2 separate regions of the Homo sapiens genome follow, and region 2 is linked to region 1. The links are chromatin contacts, found by Hi-C or POLR2A ChIA-PET in ENCODE. All regions are on one chromosome and are shown on one strand. The core of a region is the stretch at or near the end of the contact, and the rest is flanking DNA. Distances in the headings are between cores, read along the strand shown.

Region 1 (3,271 bases), core at 45-2,544:
CCTCATCAAAACCTCGTGCCTCCTCCTTGAGATACTAAGTAGTATCTGAGTTAAAAAGTTAATGGAAATGTTAACAATTTGAAAACATATATAGAATTCAACTTAGAAGAGTATTACATATTTTGGAAACTTTAAAATGTATGCACATAAAAAGAAATAAAATCTACCAGCCGGGTGCAGTGGTTCAAGCCTGTAATCTCAGCACTTTGGGAAGCCAAGGCAGGCGGATCACCTGAGGTCAGGAGTTCAAGACCAGCCTGACCAACATGATGAAACCCCGTCTCTACTAAAAAAATACAAAAATTAGCTGGGCGTGGTGGTGCATGCCTGTAACCTCAGCTACTCAGGAGGCTGAGGCAGGAAAATTGCTTGAACCTGGGGGGCGGAAGTTGCAGTGAGCCAAGATCGCGCCACTGCACTCCAGCCTGGGCTTTGTTGCCTCCGTCTCATAAATAAATAAAATAAAATAAAATCTGACCCATGCTACAACATGGATGAACTTGAGGACATTATGCTAAGTGCAATGCTTCAGCTATGGAAGGAGGTATGACTCTACCTGTACGAGGTGTCTAGAATGGGCAAATTCATGGAGACGAAGTAGAAAGGTGGTTGTCAGGGGCTGGGCAAACAGAGGAACAGGGAATTATTGGTTAATGGGGAGAGAGTTTCAGTTTGGGATGATGAAAAACTTCTAGAAATAGATAGTGATAGTTACACAACACTGTGAATGTACTTAATGCCGCCCAGGTGCGGTGGCTCACACCTGTAATCCCAGCACTTTGGGAGGCCGAGGTGGGCGGATCACCTGAGGTCAGGAGTTCGAGACCAGCCTGGCCAACACAGAGAAATCCCGTCTCTACTAAAAATACAAAATTAGCCAGGCGTGGTGGCACATGCCTGTAATCCCTGCTACTCGGAAGGCTGAGGCAGGAGAATCACTTGAACCCGGGAGGCAGAGGTTGTGGTGAGTTGAGACCACGCCATTGCACTCCAGCCTGGGCAACAAGACAGAAACTCTGTCTCAAAAAAAAAAAAAAAAAATTAGCTGGGCGTGGTGTTGGGCACCTGTAATCCCAGCTACTTGGGAGGCTGAGGCAGGAGAACTGCTTGAACCCGGGAGGCAGAGATTGCAGTGACCCGAGATTGTGCCACTGCACTCCAGCCTGGGCAACAGAGAGAGACTCCATCTCGAACAAAAACAAAAACAAACAGAGAGCTTCAGCATGGGCGAGGATTCAGCTGGGTATGTTTGGACACCGGTGCTGGCTCAGACCAAGGTCACTTTTGCACCCAAGAGTCCTTCCGCAGCGCTGCAGTTTGGCCAGAAAGCCCCTAGAGGGCAGTGTGACGAAACTGAGCTGGGACGGCTGGGACTTACTTTAAAGGCTGTTCCCTGTGGATAGGAACAAACAGGATGCAGAAAACTGGAAGTAAGTTCCCTGCACCACGGGGGATTCTGTCTCCTTTCTTGTCTCTCCAGATTTTATTTTTCTGATGACAAACGTAATAAATGCCATAATTTTAAAGGTTTAATACAGGAAAGAACTGAAAAGGAGACACAGCAGATGCTGACACGCTGGGAAATTTCCTCCCGTGCTCTGTTCTGTGCACAGCTGCAGCAGCCCCCGAATGCCACACTGCAGACCATGCCTCTGCCACGCGCCACCGTGCGTGCTGTGCGGCCACCCCAGCTCTCCTGCCTCCTCTGTGTTTTTTTTGAGGGCATTAGTTAGCTGGTAAGATCTTTGCACCACAGGTGGTTTTTGTCCCTCTACCCTTCTCCATTTGATTTTTTTTTTCTTATTGTAAAAATCATAGATAATACTGGGCGTGTAAAATGGTGCAGCTGCTTTGGAAAACGGTCTGCCAGCTCCTCAAATGGTTAAACCTAAAGTCACCCAACCCCTCCCCACCCCCGACCCCACCAATTCCACTGCCAGGGATACACCCAGGAAAAATGAGAACAGGTCCCTGCAAAATCTCACACACCAATGTTCATTGCAGTATTTGTCACAATGGCCAAACGGTGGCAACAACCCAAATGCACATCAAATGATGACCGGATAAACAAAACGTGGTCTATCCATACAGTGGAATACTCAGTCATAGAAAGGAATGAAATTCTGATACACACTGTAACATGGATGACCCTTGGAAACACGAAAGAAGCCGGTTACACAGGGTCACACGTATGATTCCGTTCCCAGGAAAGCCCAGCATAGAGAAATCTATAGAGACGGGAAGTATACCAGTGGCTGCTTAGGGCTGGGGGAGGGGGAGGGGAGTCAGGAGGGTAATAGCTCAAGAATACAGGATTTCTTTTTGACTGTAGTGATGGTTGCAGAACTCTGTGACATACTAAAACCACTGAATTGTAGGCCGGGCGCGGTGGCTCACGCCTGTAATCCCAGCACTTTGGAAGGCCTAGGCGGGCAGATCACCTGAAGTCAGGAGTTCAAGACCAGCCTGGCCAACATGGTGAAACCCCGTATCTACTAAAAATACAAAAATTAGCCAGGTATGGGGGCACACATCTGTAATCCCAGCTACTTGGGTGGCTGAGGCACGAGAATTGCCCAGGAGGCAGAGGTTGCTGTGAGCCAAGATCACACCACTGCATTCCAGCCTGGGCAACAGAGGGAGACTCTGTCTTGGAATGAGAATAAGAAAAGTGCTCATAATAAAACATTTTAGGAAGTCCAGAAATGCATCTTAAAAGGGGGGGAAGTCTCCTATTATCCCCAAGGAGAGGGATAGAAGTCTTGATGACCGAGATACCCAGCAAAGCAGGAGCTGTGAGCATGTTAAGGAAGGGAGGGAAGATCTTACCCAAGGGGAGATAACAGGAGTCTTCCCTGCCCAACTCACAGCCCTGCATCTTCCTCCCTGCAATGACCTCCTCCCCATCCATAGGCAAGGACACCACCTTCTTCCAGCAGCAAGTCTGTCTAGACCCTTGGACCTGTGAGAGTCTCTCTTCCTTTTGTACCTTCTTTTTTTTTTTTTTTTTTTGAGATGGAGTCTCACTCTGTCGCCCAGACTGGAGTGCAGTGGCACGATCTCGGCTCACTACAAGTTCCGCCTCCCGGGTTCACGCCATTCTCCTGCCTCAGCCTCTTGAGTAGCTGGGACTACAGGCGCCCGCCACCACGCCCGGCTAATTTTTTTTTTGTATTTTCAGTGGAAACGGGGTTTCACTGTGTTAGCCAGGATGGTCTCAATCTCCTGACCTCATGATCTGCCCGTCTCGGCCTCCCAAAGTGCTAGGATT
Region 2 (3,650 bases), core at 375-2,874, 110 kb before region 1:
TGAGGCAGGGGAATTGCTTGAACCAGGGAGGTGGAGGTTGCAGTGAGCCAAGATCGCACCACTGCACTCCAGCATGGGTGACAGAGCAAGACTCTGCCTCAAAAAAAAAAATTCAAAAAAAAGTTTAAAAAAATAGTAATTCAATGTCAGGAAGGATAAATTAACAAGTATCATCATATACTGGTATGAGGTGTAAACTGATTCACACTTTCTGAAAACCCATTTGGCAGTACATATCAAGAGACTACAAAGTTAAACTCCCTAACCCAGTAAGTCCACTTACAGGAATCTAGCCTAAGAAAATCACTGGAAATGTGAGCAAAACTTTATCCACAAGAATGTTACAGGATTCTTTCTTACAGGAACAAAGTGGAAACTTCTAAATAACAAGACAGGATGATTAATTAAACTATGCTCCATCTATATCATGCTGCCTTTGGCCGAGGCCCCAAGCATCCCTGCATGTCCTTGCTGAGAGTGCCAAACTGCAAGGTCTGTCTTCTTGTAGCTGGCGACATGAAGTTGGTCAAGGAGACTGTAGCATGACATGCCCCCATTGAGGAGAAGAAGCCTGGCCTGTCTATCACTTGCTATAAAAAGTGCTAAGCCCAGGCCCGGTGTGGTGGCTCACGCCTGTAATCCCAGCACTTTGGGAGGCCGAGGCAGGCAGATCACCCGAGGTCAGGAGTTCGAGACCAGCCTGACAAACATGGAGAAACCCCGTCTCTACTAAAAATAAAAAATTAGCCGGGCATGGTGGTGCATGCCTGTAATCCCAGCTACTCGCTAGGCTGAGGCAAGAGAATTGCTTGAACCCAGGAGGCGGAGGAGGTTGCAGTGGGCCGAGATTGCACCATTGTATTCCAGCCTGGGCAACAAGAGTGAAACTCGAAACTCCATCTCAAAAAAACAAAAAAGAAAGAAAAAAAGAAAGGAAAGTGCTAAGTCCTTGGTGGTCCTTGGTTCCTCAGCTGTAGGCAAACCCAATTCATGCATAGACATCATCTGGGCCCATCATGTCACCCCACGAGACTTGAGGTCAGGGGCACCAGCACTTTCATGCTGATATTCCTGCTATTTGCTGTGCGATGTGTACTAATCTGCCTCATTCTGATCCAGTAGGTCTCGTTATCTACTTTCGGCATCCACGGAGTTATGGCATGTGCTTGTGGCCCTAGCTACTCAGGAAGCTGAGGTGGGAGGATTGCTTAAGCATAGGAGATCGAGGTTGCAGTGGGCTATGACAACACCACTGCACTCCAGCCTGGTCAACAGAGTGAGATCCTGTCTCAAAACAGAAAGAAAATTTCCATAATAATAATTTTCTCAATGTTTGCCAAAGTGCTAAAGTAAGAAGGGCACAATTGTAGCCAATCGAAGCCCACTGCCTGAGGTGGCTTCATTTTCAGACTATATGGCAACTGCCCCGAGGAAGGACTAAAAGGTACTCTCCAAAGACACTCTGGGTAAGTGGACGCAGCCTCAGTTCTTCGTAGGTCTCATGCGCCTAGCAGTCTACATCCCAGCGCCAAGCCTCTCTTTCATCCAACGGGGTAGGCAAAGGGGTCTTTTTAGGTTGCTTCCTCACTGTTGTACAGATCAGGGCTCTAAAACTGGCACCTGGCCACTGGCTGCCTAGCAACAGCTGCAACATAAAGAGACGGTATCTCTTAAAAGGAACAAAACAGAAAACCACACAAAGACACATGGGGAAGCTAAAGTGGGTAGGTAGCTATATACTTGGTAGCTATAATAAAGGAGTAAAAACAAAAATCCAAGGTTGGTTATTCTTGCTTCTTTCATCTGTTGAGCCTCTTCTTAAAAACCTCTGTAAGTTCAAAACCCTCCAAGCGGAATACTGAATGGCTTAAAGCAAAACCACATAAATTAGATAGTTACAGCTGAGGAAATGCATTCAACACTCAGCCATCCCTTCCTACAATCATGGACGCACAAATTCTTGTGAAATCATTTTATACACTCAACACGGGAAATGAAGGGAAGCATCTCTGGCCAGGCCAACTCAAGCCAGAGCCTGCCTGTGTGATGTGACCTTGGAGAGAACAGTTAGAGGTTCTGAAGCGTGAGTTTCCACACCTGGGGTCCCCAAATTTAGGGGCATTAGAAGTATATTTGTGTGCATGTGTGTACAAGCATGTGCATGTATGTACGTATTTATTCATTCACTCATTCCTGGATCTGCCCTGGTACGTTTGGTATGGCTAGAGTAAGGAACCAGAATAAATGGCTTTTTTGAAAGATTCCTCCAGGGATTCTGCGGGTTAGTCAAGTATGGGAACCACCATTCTAACCCAAATTTACTAGATTACGAACTTTAAAAGGGAAGGCTAAACAAACCACTTCTGCATGTTCATCTGCCTAGGACATCTGCTACCACAATTGCAAAAGGTGCCCATGTGGAACGGAAAATACATGGTTGAATTTTACAAATTTAGACATATAAAGCTAAAAACTCAAGAAACACTGAATTCCCTCTTTTGACTACTGATGTTTTAATTCTGGCCTCTATCCAAATAGCAGGTTTATATATATATATATATATATATATATATACACACACATACATATATATATGTGTATATATATATATATACACATACATATATATATGTATATATATATACATACATATATATATGTATATATATGTATGTATATATATATACATATATATGTATATATATGTATATATATATATACATACATATATATGTATATATATATGTATATATATATACACATACATATATATGTATATATATGTATATATATAGTTTAAAAGAAAGCAACAACATTCTACTATCTTAAAACCCTCTTTTCTAAACACTAGAAAATCAAAAATCGCATTACAACAGAACTTAAGACTTTTAAATAGAAGTGAAAAAGTAATTTTACACAAAAAGCATCATATACTTATCTTTCTAAAAGTTACAGGTATCAAGTAAGTCTGATGACATCACTTCTCAAAATCAAAATATATCCCAGATGCTCCTCAACTTACAATGGGGTTACTTCCCAATAAACCCATCGTAAAGTCAACCATAAGTCAGAGACAGTCTCTATATATTTTCTTGATAAATGGGATACCCACCTCCCGGGTTCAAGTGATTCTCCTGCCTCAGCCTCCTGAGTAGCTGGGACTACAGGCATGCACCACCACACCCGGCTAATTTTTGTATTTTTTGTAGAGACAGAGTTTCAACATGTTGGTCAGGCTGGTCTCGAACTCCCGACCTTGTGATCCACCCACCTCGGCCTCCCAAAGTGCTGGATTACAGGTGTGAGCCACCGCGCCCAGCCTCGCGATTTCCAAGTTTTCAGTCACATAGCAATGCTACAATAAACACCCTTGTGCACACATTCTGGTACACAACAGCAGTTCCCCACCTTCTGAGTCCCAACTCAAGAGGTTCTTGTTTTCAGATTTCAAGTTTCAGATCTCCAAGGGGAACTAATTCTCACAGGAACTGCTTTTTCTAGTCCTGCTCTAGGCTGGAATGGGGTGATGTGTAACCTATTTTTGTGTTAAAATCAATTGACCTTGGGAACGTGATAATACAGGGAACTAAAAGCACTCACACTACTCAAAGCTTATTAAAACCTCTTTAAAAATCAAGAGGCAGGGGCCA

Evidence for each region. A loop is a pair of places that touch in the nucleus more often than their neighbours do. ChIA-PET counts read pairs that join two places held with the same protein, here RNA polymerase II (POLR2A). Pooled maps may share reads with other maps.
Region 2: a loop to region 1 is called in a pooled map, with 2.2 times the contacts of the local background. The contact joins two enhancer-like sites. A Hi-C loop is called at or near these places in 1 of 50 pooled maps. POLR2A ChIA-PET finds 5 or more read pairs at or near these places in 2 of 52 experiments (Caco-2 and activated T-cell).

What each region holds. Positions count from the first base shown.
Region 1 is chr17:78,864,602-78,867,872 of GRCh38, forward strand. All of the region lies in intron 3 of TIMP2 (TIMP metallopeptidase inhibitor 2), which reads right to left. All of the region lies in intron 1 of LOC124904068 (a long non-coding RNA gene), which reads left to right. Among named protein-coding and RNA genes, the nearest start is that of USP36, 25 kb to the left of the region's middle. Within about 2 kb of position 1,295, at least 12 of the 41 ENCODE cell types and tissues checked have a DNase peak (open chromatin) inside an H3K27ac peak, as active enhancers do.
Region 2 is chr17:78,757,812-78,761,461 of GRCh38, forward strand. All of the region lies in intron 1 of CYTH1 (cytohesin 1), which reads right to left. Among named protein-coding and RNA genes, the nearest start is that of CYTH1, 23 kb to the right of the region's middle. Within about 2 kb of position 1,625, at least 21 of the 41 ENCODE cell types and tissues checked have a DNase peak (open chromatin) inside an H3K27ac peak, as active enhancers do.